Linked DNA regions of Homo sapiens: region 2 is linked to region 1. A link is a contact called in ENCODE Hi-C or POLR2A ChIA-PET data. All regions are on one chromosome and are shown on one strand. The core of a region is the stretch at or near the end of the contact, and the rest is flanking DNA. Distances in the headings are between cores, read along the strand shown.

What was found. A loop is a pair of places that touch in the nucleus more often than their neighbours do. ChIA-PET counts read pairs that join two places held with the same protein, here RNA polymerase II (POLR2A). Pooled maps may share reads with other maps.
Region 2: a loop to region 1 is called in a pooled map, with 9 times the contacts of the local background. The contact joins the promoter of IFT172 here to the promoter of MAPRE3 in region 1. A Hi-C loop is called at or near these places in 6 of 50 pooled maps. POLR2A ChIA-PET finds 5 or more read pairs at or near these places in 2 of 52 experiments (CD8-positive, alpha-beta T cell and activated naive CD4-positive, alpha-beta T cell).

Annotation. Positions count from the first base shown.
Region 1 is chr2:26,965,945-26,973,564 of GRCh38, reverse strand. MAPRE3 (microtubule associated protein RP/EB family member 3) reads right to left here and starts at 2,928. Exons shown (of 7, transcript NM_012326.4): 1 at 2,763-2,928. RefSeq lists a silencer at 2,714-3,043.
Region 2 is chr2:27,484,381-27,492,000 of GRCh38, reverse strand. It overlaps IFT172 (intraflagellar transport 172), which reads left to right and starts at 2,258. Exons shown (of 48, transcript NM_015662.3): 1 at 2,258-2,386; 2 at 6,498-6,641; 3 at 6,871-6,983. The coding sequence starts at 2,348. FNDC4 (fibronectin type III domain containing 4) reads left to right here. Exons shown (of 7, transcript NM_022823.3): 7 at 1-118.

The DNA.
Region 1 (7,620 bases), core at 1,679-4,178:
AAAAAAAAAAAAAAAAAACTATATTTTCTGTTCGGCTTCTGACAAATGTTACTCGGCTAAATTCAGGAATAGCTCATAAGACGTTTGCTGCCAGTTAGTTGGCTCAGTTTCTGGAGAGTACCACATTAAGACCCTGGGTTGGATTCTCATATGGGAACTTTCCTCCGTTCAATAGCCTCCTACTATGCCTAACTCCAGCCAGTCATCTTACAAATACAACCCCACAATGTGTGCTGGCGTGCAGGAAGGACTAGAAGAAACTCAGCTTCACAATGCATGCACTCTCAGGACGGTAGGTCAGAAACGGCATCATCACACAGGAATACTATCAATAGCATTCTTTCTCAGTTCCAAGATTCACAAATCCCTCCCTCAAGTCTTGCCATTTCCCGAGGGTTTTAATGTTTCTAAAATGAGGATGCACCTTGGAATCAGCATATATATTTTGATCTGGTAGCATTAGATTATTTTACCTAAAAGCTATTGGTAAATTGCTGGTGTGTCTTAGAATCAAGAATACAGTCCTACAAAACCTCAATACCATTACATAGATTTAGGTCTAACTTGGTTCAAATCATGTCCCTCTCCTTGATCTTAACAATTACATTCAGCAACAGCTGGATAGGCAATGTATAAGACAAGTATTAGTCCTGTTTCCTCATAGTAGCAGTTTAAAAGGCATTCCATCATTATCTCATAAAACACTGGTATGGATTTCAAAGGCAAATTAATCCATATAAAAACTACTCTGATCCTCTGAAAATGTACTATCCCATAGCAAACTGGAAAGGAACATTTTACTTACACCCTCCTGATCTATCTAGCCTTGACACATTTTCTTCCTCCTTAATTCACAACCCTCCACCCCAGTAATATCGCTGATTCCCAAAATACACTCAGCCCAGGAGGAGCAGCTCTCCAGTACAGCTGTCTGCTCCTGCCCTGCTCGGGTATTTTGGTGAGCTATGTGACACAGGACCACACAGAAGGAATGCCACTCTCAGGCCCCACAGTTCCCACTGCACCACAGGCAGGTGCATCCCACCAAACCCCAGTCTGGCATTCGAAACAGAAGAAACTGCCCTGCTGGATGGGGGCTATAGTTTTCCTGAACTTCATCTCTATGTTTAAAACTAGGGCGACAGCCGTCTTGGCTACTGTAAACTAATCTGATGGGCATGGGGGCAGGGAGTGGCTATGAGGAGGCTGCCAATAGGCCATGATTGAGCAAAGTAAAGAGTGAAATAGTTATTTCTCATTGTTTGCAACCCCGGAAACTCCAAATGAGTGGCTCCTTCACCATGATTTTTAGAAATGGACCATGCGTTCCTTTTACCATCTGGAGTAAAAATCCCAAAGCCTCTTGTGCGGTAGATCTGGCTTATATTTACACGTGCTTTCTAAAAGCACACTGAAATTTGGAAGCCAAATAAAAAAGAAGCTGACAATGAGGTCATATAGTAGTTAGGGGCCCTCAAGTTGAGACATGTTTATTAAGAGTTTCTGGCTCTGGGCACTAACTCTGACTTCAACTCAGTTCTTCTGGAAAAAGAAAACTGTTTGGGACCCTCTTCTATTCCAAGAACAGGGACTGCAAGATGGGCAGGTGGAGGGGTAGCAAACATAACCCAGGGAATTGTCCAAATATGCTAGAACCCCTATCTGGTGACAGCCCCACAAAGACACACAGCTGGAGGAGGCACAGTGTACAGGCCTCACACCTACACCATGGAGAAGCTTCGATTTTTCTCCTTCCTCTCAACTCTGCACACGTTATGTTAAAAACTCACTACTATCCAATTAGTTAATTTACAGGAATCCAAGATCAAGTCCTGCCACAGCCCCTTCATATATAAACAGTAAGCACTTCCTATGGATGGTATCAGGCCTTTTTCCAAACCTCACATTATACCAGGGTTGTAGTGCGATTTAAAAAAAAAAAAAAGCATTTTAAAGAGTTCCGCAAGATGCTTATTCACAACACCACACCGGAAGCGCAGGAACTTGGAGCTCCCAAACGCAACCTCTTCTCCCTTCCCTCCACTACTTCTACTCCCCGCTCCGCAACACCGGCCGGGCAGTAGCTCAGCCCACTAGAAGGCCACCAGGCACTAGCCGCGTTCATTAAACGCTAGATGATCACGATGGGGCTGAACCCTTCCCAGCCAAATCTATTCGGAAAGCCCTGCAAGCTCTGAGCAGCCAGTGAGAACTGTCCAGACCTGCTTCCCCAAACCAGCCAGGCAGGAGCGTGTGGGGAAGAAACCCGAGGCCCCCAGGCTGGGCCTGGCCCGATGTTCCCCCTCCCCCAAGTCTCCCCTCGCTCTCCTGTCACTCTTTTTCTGGCACATCACTGGGGAGATCCAGAGAGGCCGGGAGATGTCAGGCCTAGGAGGAGTGAGGAGGAGGGAGAAGGGATAAGGGCGGACGGGAGGTAGTTTGGAGAAAATATCAGCCCAGGGCAGAGGTGCGGTGGCCACGTCTAGTGGGGAAGGAGCCTCAAGGTGGACCCGGAGAGACGGAGGGAAGGGGAGGGGAGGGAAGGGGAGGGGGAGTGGCTGGGGAGGCCGGGCCGCCAAGGCCGGAGGGAACCCGGCGACAGGGATGGAGGGGGTTGACCGGCGCGGGGAAGGCGCGGTCGGGATGCGGGAGTGCGGGTGGGGAGGCAGGGGCGGGGGGAGCCCGGTTCCCCTCCCCCAGCCCGGGCCCTGGCCTCCCGCTGACTCAGCCCCACGGCGTCCGTCGCCTCGGCCCGGACTCACAGTGCACGAGGCGGCTCCGGCGGAGGCGGAGGGGGAGGGGACAGGTGGCGGGGGCGCTGCGGCAGAGGCTGCGGCTCCGGCCGGCGGCTCCGGGGCGGAGGGTCCTCGCTGAGGCCGCCGCGGTCTCCGGCTTCAACGCACAGAGACTGCGGGGGACGAGGGCACTGCGCAGGCGCGATGCGGCCGCCGCTGTCAGTCCGAGCGGGGCGGGGCCAGGGCACCCGCCGTCTCCAAGGCAACTGAGCCGCGGGAGGACAGCCCCTACCTCCACCTTGCCTTAGCGATTGCGGCGGGAGGCGGGGGGCGACAGGAACAGGCCCACTGCGTTGCCGTAGCAACGAGGAGAAGAGACCGCTTCAGACGTGTGCGGCGGTACCGAGGGAACGCGCCTACCTCGTCACCATAGCAACTGGGAACAGCCCCTTCCTTTTTCCCTGGCAACAGGGTAACAATCCCTCCGCCCTGTCTCATCACAGGAGGAACAACCGTGTGCACCTGATTTCAGTAGCTGGATGACGGATTTTCATCTTTTATGGCTACGGAAAAGGAAAAAGAGACGTTTTCTTCTCTTTCAGCGACATGGAAGAGCTAAGGCTGGGTTTTATCTCCTCTCTTGGTGTGTGGGTTCCAATCACAGTCTTTTTCTCTAATTCCCAAATTCATTTTTTTTTCTTTTTTTTTGGGACGGAGTTTCACTCTTGTCGCCCAGGCTAGAGTGCACTGGCGCGATCTTGGCTCACTGCAACCTCTGCCTCCTGGGTTCAAGCAATTCTCCTGCCTCAGCCTCCCGAGTAGCTGGGATTACAGGCGTGCGCCACAATGCCTGGCAAAGTTTTTGTATTATTAGTAGAGACAGGGGTTTCATCATGTCGGCCAGGCTGGTCTCGAACTCCTAACCTCAGGTGATCCACCTGCCTCGGCTTCCCAAAGTGGTGGGATTACAGGCGTGAGACACCGCGCCCGGCCCAATTTTTTTCTACCTGTTTTAAACATCCCCTTTCATCTCCTACCAGAGAGTGTGCCCTTTACCCTTAAATCGAGCTAACGAAATCGTCTATCCACAGACCACTTGAGTTTTTGTCAGCCTTATTGTCTCTCTCCCATTGCAAGGATAAACACCTCATTTCTTCATCTTGCTCACTATCTGGTTTGCAGTCCACTTCCTCATAACTAGCTCCCTCTGACATGTCCATTCGTTTTCCCGAATTTCCTCCTCCAAGCATGCTGTTATGGATCTCCTCGGTTCTTCTGGATCTCCCTTTCCTCTCCACACTTGCTGTCCTTGTCCAGCACTGCTCTGCCCGGGGCTCCAGTATGTTCTTTCCCCCTGTGACTTCAGCATCTTGGTTCTCTTTGTGCTGATGTCTTCTGGCTCTTCCTCCCTCAGCCCTGATTCCCATGGATGCCTTGAGGTCACCTTTGTACCAACCCTGTACATTCCTCCTTTCTTACACACACCTTACACTATCGTCATTTGTTTACGTGTCTGTGTCTCCAGACTATGTGACCCTGGTGGGCAGGAATTCTGTCTTTTTCATCAGCTCCCTCAGCATCCACCACAGCATGTGACACATAGCAGATTCTGAGAAATGCTTATGTAATTGAATCAAATGAAGACAAATCTTTTCCTTCTTCTTTTCTCTGGCCTAACTGCCTCAGAGTCCCAGTCCCCATTTCTAATACCTTTACACATAGTTTGTCTTTTAGTACTATGCTACTATTATAAGTCTTTCATCTCCTTAGCTTTCCATCCTGTTAATTGAGACTCTGGCATTCTCTATTTCCTGAATCCTCGCCTCTAGCTCTTCTCTCTTCTACACTATCCCAAATGTTTCTACTAAGGTAAATTTCCTCACTGGGTACCAACCCCGTGACTCCCATACCCTCCATAATCAGCGTAAGCTCTTCACACCTAACCATCCTGATCATCCCCTAACCAGCTCTAATCAAGCCTTCTTGGTGAACGTTACTGGATTCTGCTGGGCTTGTTGACATGCCAGAGATGCAGCATTCTCTTCAAACAACTCAAAAGCAAGAGCTCACAACCTAGCATTCTCTTCCAAATCTCCCTGTCTAGCTCCCACAGATTCCGCCGCAGGACTATTGGTGCCAAAGCACCCCAACTAAGCCCATTTTCTTGGGGAAAAAAGAAGAAAGTTACAAATAGAGTAAGTAAGAAAAGAGAGGGGACACAGCATATCCTCTCTTCTTCCACCTAAAGCAATTATCAGAAAGGAGAGAGCTCTTTGTAGACAATAATTCCCAAAACAAATCAAGGGGTTAGGAGAGTAAAAACCCAGGCTACACTTTTTTCTAGCCACAGAGTTGGACAACTGGAGCTGTTTCTAACTGCATCTGCAGGGTATCTGGGTGTCACCAAGGCAATAGGGAAGTCGCACGCTCAGTTTATCTTGCTTTCCCATTCTGAAGTTCCAGCTCAGCTTCATTGTTACAGGTATAGACTTGGGTGGTGTAGACTGTCCTGAGTAATCCTGAGAAGAAGCTATGATCCTTGTAACCCCACCCCTTTGTCATACACAAGGTAGAGGACCATTCTACAAAGAGTTCCTATATACCCTTCACCCAGATTCTCTACATATTAACATTTTACTATGTGCCATTAACTATTGCTACAAAATGAATCACTCCAATTCAGTGGTTTAAAGCAACAACCATTTCGTTATCTCTATTTCTGTGGGATGGGAATTCAGAAAGCCCGCAGTTGGATGGTTCTAGCTCAAGGTGTGAGTCAGAAGGTGGCTGAAACTTAAACAGCAGGGTGCTTGCTGGACGACTTTTTATGTTGTCTTAGTGCTTATAGATCATTTGTGTAATTTCTTTGCACGAATGTCTAGTCAAGTCCTTTGTCCATTTTTGAATCGGACCGTTTGTTTATTGTTGTTGAGTTTTAGGATTTCTCTATATATTCTGGATATAAATCCCTTATCAGATAATATATGATTTGCAAATTATTATTATTGTTATTGTTATTATTATTTTGGGCCAGAGTCTTGCTCTGTCACCCAGGCTGGAGTGCAGTGGCACGATCTCAGCTCACTGCAACTTCCACCTCCCAAGTTCAAACGATTCTCACGCCTCAGCCTCCCGAGTAGCTGGAACTACAGGCATGCACCACCACACCTGGCTAATTTTTGTATTTTTAGTAGAGACAGGATTTCGCCATGTTGGCCAGGCTGGTCTCAAACTCCTGACTTCATGTGATCCACCTGCCTCGGCCTCCCAAAGTGCTGGGATTAATGGCTTGAGCCACCCACCACACCCAGCCCCAGGACAGTTTTCTAATACTGTTAATTCCACTTCTTTAGCTTGTTTGTTTGTTTAAGACAGGGTCTTGCTCTGTTGCCCAAGCTGGAGTACAGTGGCGTGATCACGGCTCACCTACAGCCTTGACATGCTGGGCTCAAACAATCCTCCCACCTCAGCTTCCCAAGTAGCTGGGACCACAGGGGTGTGCCACCACACCTGGCTAATTTTCTTTTAGATTCTTTTTTTTTGTAGAGATGAGGTCTCGCTATGCTGCCCAGCCTGGTCTCAAACTCCTGGGCTCAAGCAATCCTCCAGCCTTGGCCTCCCAAAGTGTTGGGATTACAGATGTAAGCCCAGGGCCTGACCCTAATTCCACTTGTTGTTGTTGTCTTTGAGACAGGGTCTTGCTCTGTCACCCAGGCTGGAGTGCAGTGGTGTGATCATAGCTCACTGTAGCCTAGACTTCCTGAGCTCCAGTGATCCTCCCACCTCAGCCTCCTACATAGCTGAGACCATAGGCATGTGGCACATGCCAGCTAATTTTTGTGTTTTTAGTAGAGACAGGGTTTCACCATGTTTCCCAGCTGGTCTAGAACTCCCAAGCTCAAGTGATCCACCCACCTTGGCCTCCCAAAGTGCTAGGATTACAGGCGTGAGCCACCGTGCCTGGCCTCCACTTCTTAAATGCCTCTCAAAACTCTTCCCTTCTTTATCTGCTTCACCTTTACCATCTCTTGCCTGGGTTACTGCAGAGCTTCCCGCCTGCTCTCTCTGCCTTCAGCCTCTCTCATCTCCAATCCATTCTTTACACCATTGTCAGAAGGCTCTTTCTAGAAATAAATCTTATCACATAACTATCCTGCTTAAATCCCTATGGCTGTCCTCAGACCTGCTGAAGCAACTTCCGGGATGGGGGATTCATGTAAGGAAACAGGGCGGAAGAAATATAGAATAGATTATCTTCCTCATTTTTTTTTTTTTTTTGACCCAGGCTGTCATGCAGTGGTGCGATCTTGGCTCACTGCAGCCTCTGCCTCCCGAGTTCAAGCAATTTTCCCACCTCAGCCTCCCAAGTAACTGTGACTACATGTGTGAGCCACCACGCCCAGCTAATTTTTGTATTTTTTGGTAGAGATGGGGTTTCACCATGTTGGCCAGGCTGGTCTCGAATTCCTGACCTCAAGTTATCCTCCCACCTTGGCCTCCCAAAGTGCTGGGATTACAGGCACGAGCCACTGTGCCTGGCCCTCATTTGTTTTTTTGAAGTAGGGTCTTGCTCTGTTGCCCAGGCTGGAGTGCAGTGGTGTGATCATGGCTCACTGCACCCTTGAACTCCTGGGCTCAAGCGACCCTCCTGTCTGGGTCTCGAAAAACACTGGATAACAGGTGTCAGCCACCAGGCCTGACCTCTTGAATTTTATTTATAATAAATACATCTTTAAACGTAATCTTTAAATTTTATTTAGAGATTCAGAAAATATTTATCTTATTTTAATTTTAAATGTATTTTTATTTATTTATTAAGGTAAACATTTTTATATTAAAACAAACAGACATAAGATGGAGTAGAATATAAGAATCACATGATTTC
Region 2 (7,620 bases), core at 1,009-3,508, 520 kb before region 1:
TACTCCAATGTCTTCCATGGAGCCTCAGGTGCTCCCCCTCTCACCTGGCAGCCCCTTCAGCTGCTAGTGATATCACTTGTTGGACATTTTTCCAATAAAGGTTCTTGGACAAACTGGAGCTGACTGTATAGTATGCTGAAGACATTTCCTCACCTTGTCTCTCTCCTGACCCTCCAAGGGCCCCTTACACCATCACCTACTTGACAGGAGCATTGCAAGGTGTGATAATACCCCACCCTAGGATAGGGCCAGGAAGAAGAGGTATAGAAAACTAACCCCAGATTCTTTTGCTTTGTTGGGTGAGAAGGGGAAAAAGAGAAGAGAAAGATATAAGTTCCTGCACCACTGAATACTAATACATATCATATGAGAGGGTAGTAGCCTTTTTATCTTCACTGCTTGCATCGACAGCACAGCTCCTCACCACTTACTCTTCTGACTCCTCCATCAACCCTGGGCTAATGGTCAGAAAAGGACTAAGCAGTGTCTTGGGGACTAATGAAAGGACAGCTACACTCATGGATTCCTTGGTGCCACATGCTCCTATCCTATGTGTTCCTGTGTCTGTTCTTCCCTCTTTTGCATTCCCTTTCATCTCTGTCTCTGTTTAGTCAGTCAAAGTCAGTAATAACTGTAATTCATAAATGAGTTTATATTCATGCTCTGCCACCATATCCAGAGGAGGATTCTGAAAATAAAACTGAGGGGTTGGGACTCCCCTGTCAAAATAATTCTCATTTGAGCTCTGAGGCCTACTTGTTTCCTGTGAAAATAGGGGCTGTCCTCTGCTCTTTCCTATTTTCTAAGGGGTGGTTGGTGGCCATGAGACAAACACCTGTTGACACTTGCAAACCACTGTGGGGGAAGGCTTCTGGACCCACAGTCTGTCTGGAGAGCATATGTTACACTTCCTGGAGAGTTACAGATCTTCCCAACTTTGGATCATTTCAGAGCAGGCTTATGAATAACTCCTTTCTGCATTTCAATCTCTCTGGTATGTTAGAAGATAGGCCAAAAATTCTGAACGGGACTCCAAAGATCAACAAGTCAGTCTCTTTTCTACTTAACCAATCTCTAACCCCAGGTATCACAAGACAACCTATCGGGTGAGCCAAGTCAGGTCTGCCCTCAAAACTGAACCACAGGCCGAGAACGGTGGCTCACGCCTGTAATCCCAGCATTTTGGGAGGCCAAGGCGGGCAAATCACCTGAGGTCGGGAGTTTGAGACCAGCCTGACCAACATGGAGAAACCCTGTCTCTACTAAAAATACAAAATTGGTCGGGCGTGGTGGCACATGCCTGTAATCCCAGCTACTTGGGAGGCTGAGGCAGGAGAATCTCTTGAACCCGGGAGGCAGAGGTTGCAGTGAGCCAAGATCGCGCCATTGCAGTCCAGCCTGGGCAACAAGAGTGAAACTCTGTCTCAAAACAACAACAACAACAAACTGAACCATAAAAACATTCCAATGTAAACAGCAGTCTTTAACCCACCATTACCCAATTAGGAAGTAGGGTACCTTACGTTTCTTTGGCAGCTAGTTCCAAAACACTCATCTTCCAGATTCTGAGAATAAATGTCATTTATTGGGATGGGAATGTGACAGGTTATAGTATCGTGGCATGGAGAGAGCGAGCTAGGAGTTGAGAAGGAACATAAAAGCTGTTTAAAGCTACTAACTCTGGGTTGAACTCCAGTTCCAAGTCCTTCGCTGGCTGTGTTAGTTTGAGCAAGTGCCCTGAGTCTCCTGTTATGTAAAATGAGACTAATAATAACGCTATCCCCTTCAAAAGGTGGTTTTGGGATTAAATGATATAAATGCACGTACAATACTTTACACAGTACCTGGCAGACACATACTGAGTATTCATCGTTAGCTATCGTTATTAGCCTTGCGATCCCGTGCAAATCATGTAACCTATTTGGGTACAATTCCGTCAACTGCAGAAGGCCTATCATGGAAACCGCCCTGCTTCCCTCCAGAGTTGTGAGGATTAAGAGAGTGCACTCAGAAAGTCAGGTACATCGAAGAGCGAGACGGACCGCTATGACGTAGGACCTGGGGCTGGCTGAAGGCTTGTGGGCGGGGCTTGGTCTTGAGTTTGCATGCGGCGACGGGATTGGTCAAGGAGAACATTCATGAAGCCCTCTCAAGGGCCCGCCCTAGATCTCACCGCGCTTGCGCACGTTCTGTTTGCTTCGCCGCAAAGTTACGTGTGACCTTGCGACGCGTGTTGCGCTCCGGTCGCATAAGCGTCAGTGCCTGTCGCTGCGGCTGCGTGGCGGGTTGTCCAGGTAACCACGGGAGTTGTCGCTGTCTAGGAGCATCTGAAAGACAGGTGTGCGTCATGCACTTGAAGCACCTGAGGACCCTGCTGAGCCCTCAGGTGAGGAATTGCGTGCCAGTCCCTCCCCCTTATGCTTTATGTTCCAAGAAAAGTGGGGGAACTGAAGTTTAATGATGTTGACCTCCTACTGTGTGCAGAAGGCTGTAAGGGATATAGCGATGATCTGGATCTTGGCCTGTCGATACAGCGTCCAGGAGGCGAGATGCAGGGCTAAGGACTTGTAGCTTTCCTTACATTTCATTCACATCAGTTGTGTACAGGCCCCATGCTGGGGTTCGTAGGAATCCCAAACCACCCGACTTATGTCCCTCCCTTCAGGAGGCTCGTATTAGAGGGTGAGGTGCACATGTAAGCAGCGAGTATGCATGTGCCCATAATTAAATAAGCGCCTTAGGTGCAAGCCCTGAAGGGGGAGTGCAAAGACCGAACCGTGTATTCTGATTCAGGAGAGGCTGGGCACTAGGGGAGGAGCCCTGAAACATGGTGAAGAAAGGGTGGGCTTTGGAGTTAGCACACCAGAATTTAAGTCCTAGCTCCACCACTACTTTCTTATTTTCTTTTTAAAATTTCTTACCTTGTCCTTATTTCAGGTCAACCACTACTTTATTTAACTATTTGAGACAGAGTTTTGCTCTGTTGCCCAGGCTGGAGTGCAGTGGCTCGATCTCACTGCAACCTCCGCCTCCCGGGTTCAAGGGATTTTCCTGCCATAGCCTCCCAAGTAGCTGGGATTACAGACGTGCGCTAGCACGCCCGGGTAATTTTTTGTTTCTTTGTTTGTTTTTGTTTTTGTTTTTTGTAGAGACGAGGTTTCCCCATGTTGCCCAGACTGGCCACCAGTACTTTAAACAAATGACCTGATATCTCTAACTTTAGCCTTTATTATACAATGTCTCGGAGCACTCACCAACTTCTTCATTTGAAAAAACATGAGTACTAATAGCAACTTTAGGGGACTTGGGGAAGAGTTATATAGAGTAATATACACAAAAGAGCATTGTAAACTGAAAAGCAGTGTGAAAAATTGATAGACAAGAGGAAAGGACATTCAAAATTCAAAGGACAGAATAATACAAAGCTAATAAGAATAAGATGTCTGGCCAGGCCCAGTGGCTCACACCTGTAATCCCAGCAATTTGGGAGGCCAAGGTGGGAGGATCACTTGAGCCCAAGATTCCAAGACCTCTACAAAAAAATTTTGACCAGGTGCGGTGGCTCACACCTGTAATCCCTGTACTTTGGGAGGCCGAGGCGGGCGGATCACCTGAGGTCAGGAGTTCAAGTCCAGCCTGGCCAACATGGTGAAACCCCATCTCTACTAAAAATGCAAAAATTAGCCGGGCGTGGCAGCAGCCGCCTGTAATCCCAGCTACTCAGGAGGCTGAGGAAGGAGAATCGCTTGAACCCGGGAGGTGGAGGTTGCAGTGAGCCGAGATCGTGCCACTGCACTCCAGCCTGGGGGACAAGAGTGAGACTTTGTCCAAAAAAAAAAAATTTTTTTTAAATAGCCTCGTGTGGTGGCAAGCACCTGTAGGCCCAGCTGCTGGGGTCACTGAAGTGGGAGGATCTCCTGAGCCCAGGAGGTCGAGGCTGCAGTGAGACGTGATCACACCACTGCACTCCAGCCTGGGTGACAGAGTGAGGCTGTGTCTTAAAAATAAATAAGATGTTCCATAACTGAGTGTGTAATATGTACTGGGGTACCTTAATAAAGAAATTGGGATTATGGTTTATGGATTTACACATACATGGATTTAATCATGGTTCTAGGCCAGGCGCAGTGGTTCATGCCTGTAAACCAAGCTCTTTGGGAGGCCGAGGCAGGCAGATCACCCGAGGTCAGGGGTTCGACACCATCCTGGCCAACGTGGTGAAACTACTAAAAATACAAAAATTAGCTAGATGTGGTGGCGCATGCCTGTAATCCCAGCTACTCGGGAGGCTGAGGCAGGAGAATCGCTTGAACTCAGGAGGCAGAGTTGCAGTGAGTCAAGATCGCACCACTGCACTCCAGCCTGGGTGACAGAGCGAGACTCTGCCTCAAAAAATAAATTAATTAAATAAATAAATCATGGTCCTACCACTTACAAACTGTATATGTGAACTTGGGCAAATTACTTAATCTTTTTGGGCTTCCATTCATCTATCTGTAAAAGGGGGATAATAATAGCATCTACCTCAGTGTTATGAGGTAAAATGAGATTATGCTTGTCAAGCACTTATCAAAATGCCTATTCTATGGTAAGTACTTGTTAAAGGCAAGCTCTTATTATTTTATTCCCTACCTCACTTAATAAAAAAATCTAGTGAGGTACATATTGTAGAGAAAGGAGAATTAATTGATTATGGAAATCAGGAAGGCTTCACAGAGGGTGTGGCATTTGGACAATAGGAGGAAATGAGAACACAGGCCGGGCGTGGTGGCTCACGCCTGTAATCCCAGCACTTCAGGAGGCCAAGGTGAGTGGATCACTTGAGGTCAGGAGTTCAAGACCAGCCTGGGCAATACGGTGAAACCATGTCTCTACCAAAAATATAAAAAAATTAGCCAGGCATGGTAGCACACGCCTATAGCCTCAGCTACTTGGGAGGCTGAGGCAGGAGAATCGCTTGAGCCCAAGAAACAGAGGTTGCAGTGAACTGAGATTGTGACACTGCACTCCAGTCTGGGGGACAGAGTGAGACTCCGTCAAAAAAAAAAAAAGAAGGAAATTAGAACAAAGATAGTTGTGCTCTCTCCTCAGTTGGAGAAAAAAATAAAAAGACAGAGATTTGTGCTCATTGCTCAGCAAGCTGTCCATTGAATCTGTACTTTAAAAATTTCTCCGCCCTAATGGAAAAATTGGAAATGAAATCCTCCTTCAGTCTCTCAAAATAAGATGATGTCATGATGCAGGTAGGGCTGAATGCCCAGAATTGGGCAAAGCGATAAAGCAGGAGGATCAGCAAAGATTGATGAGGAGCCCTCAGGCCTTCTAACCTAATATAATGAAGAGTTAGAGGATCATAGTGATGGTGGTGTGGCTATTTTCTGGTTTGAGGATTTGCAGGAAAATAGACTTTTTACTTCTGACTTTGGAGATAGGTGAGTTTGGAGTGTAAAGTGTCAATGTTTGAAGCCAGAACTCTAGTGTCCAAATAATTAAACAATTGGGGCAGAAGAAAAGCAGAATAAAATGTTTTGTTTTCAAGGAAGGAAACCCTTAGTAGCAGAGCTAGTCCCTTAGGACCAGAGCTAGTGTTGGAAGGGTCAGATCTGGTCAGAATAATTCACCTGGAGATAACTTCTAACTTGGGTTTCTCTGAAGTGGGTAGTTAAGAAGAAAAGAAAGTGGGATTATTCGTCCTGAGTCTCAACTCGTACTCGCCCATCCTGAACTCTCACTGTCTCTCCCTTTCCTTTCAAATAAGCCCAAACTCCTTTGCCTGGCTTCAAAGACTTCCTGAGCTGGCCTGTTTTTCCTGCCTTACCCCGTCTATTCTACTATTTATAAGGTATAATAGTTTCAAATAAACTAAATTACTGTTTCTTGTCCAGAATTTGCCTTTGCTCATTGCCATTCCTCCCATCTCAGATAACTTCCTACTCAACTGCATTCATTCTTCAAAGCTTAATTTTGATAATTTAAGCATAAAATTCTCTCAGGCTTCTCCAAACTATTGTAGTACTTTATACATACTTTAATAGGACTTTTCTATTTTGCACCATCTTATTAGACGTGGAGGCAGGATCTATGGTTTGCTTTTTGTCTCTCTCTCAGCCCCTGGCCAAGTGCCTTGATCAATAAGGTGCTAAAAAAATATTAATTGAATGAATGGCTAATGACCAAAACTTACCAGACTAATTGAATTTATTTCAGTAGCAGACCTGGAAACGAGGAGGCCGTTGCAGGGATTCATTGATACAGTTGACTTAGCACCCTGCCTCTTAGTGCATTTGCATATGAGTCTCTAGAAGCCTGTTGTTCTCACAGTCCAGGATCTGAAGGCCTTGGAGACCAGCATGGGCCACAGGCATCTCTTTGTTTTGAGGATAGAACCGTGACAGGAAGAAAATTGACCAGTATTACACTAGAATTAATGAAGCTAGAAATGCTTTTGGCATTCTAGACCAGCACATGGGTTTGTTTTTACCCCTTTGCCTCTACAGGATGGAGCTGCAAAGGTGACCTGCATGGCTTGGTCCCAGAACAATGCCAAATTTGCTGTCTGCACAGTGGACCGAGTGGTCTTGCTGTATGATGAACATGGAGAACGGAGAGATAAATTCTCCACCAAACCAGCTGACATGAAGGTAAACAGTGTATTCATGTGTACCTTATTTAACCTATTGATGGGGTCTCACAACTTGAAAGACGTAGTCTGCCTTCTAGCCATCAGCATAGGAAATGGCATACCCCACCTTTTTCTCAGTATAAATCCTCAAGCTCCCTTAGGAGCACACATATGCCTTTTTTTCTCTTTTCTCTTTCATGTGTACTCATTACTTCTTTTTCTTTCTTTTTTTTTTTTTAAACTCTTAGTATGGCAGGAAGAGCTATATGGTGAAGGGCATGGCTTTTTCTCCTGATTCCACTAAAATTGCCATAGGACAGACTGACAACATCATCTATGTCTACAAGATTGGAGAAGATTGGTGAGGATAGAGACTGGGAGATGGGATGGCCCAGGAAAGAAGGGGAAGGCAAGAGAAATGCCTCACTGGGGAGGGGAAATACAGGGGATGAGAAGCCAAGCTTGGCCATTGAAGGCAGAGACTTTCTGGAGTCTGTTTTTGCTTTTCTGCCTTCACCTGTCCCACGTGTTCTTCAATCCCATCCCTGGAGGAAACAGTCCAAGGTCAACAGGAGGCCCTGTGAGATCCTGGAAGCCCAGAGTGATGTCACATCTTTGTTATTGTTCTGAAGCTGCTTAGGCTCCCTCATATACCTCCTTTCAGGGCTCCTACAGAGTAGTCAGAAATACTACTGGGCCAGGGAAGAAATCTGCTCTTTCTTCTCTTCCCTCAGCATCATTTTTGGCAATTTGTTTATGGAAGTGGTATTTATTTATTTATTTATTTTGAGATAGAGTCTCACTCTGTCACCCAGGCTGGAGTGCAGTGGCGCGATTGTGGCTCACTGCAAGCTCCTCCTCCCAGGTTCACGCAATTCTCCTGCCTCAGCCTCCCGAGTAGCTGGGACTACAGGCGCCCACCACCACACCCGGCTAATTTTTTGTATTTTTAGTAGAGACGGGGTTTCACTGTGTTAGCCAGGATGGTCTCGATCTCC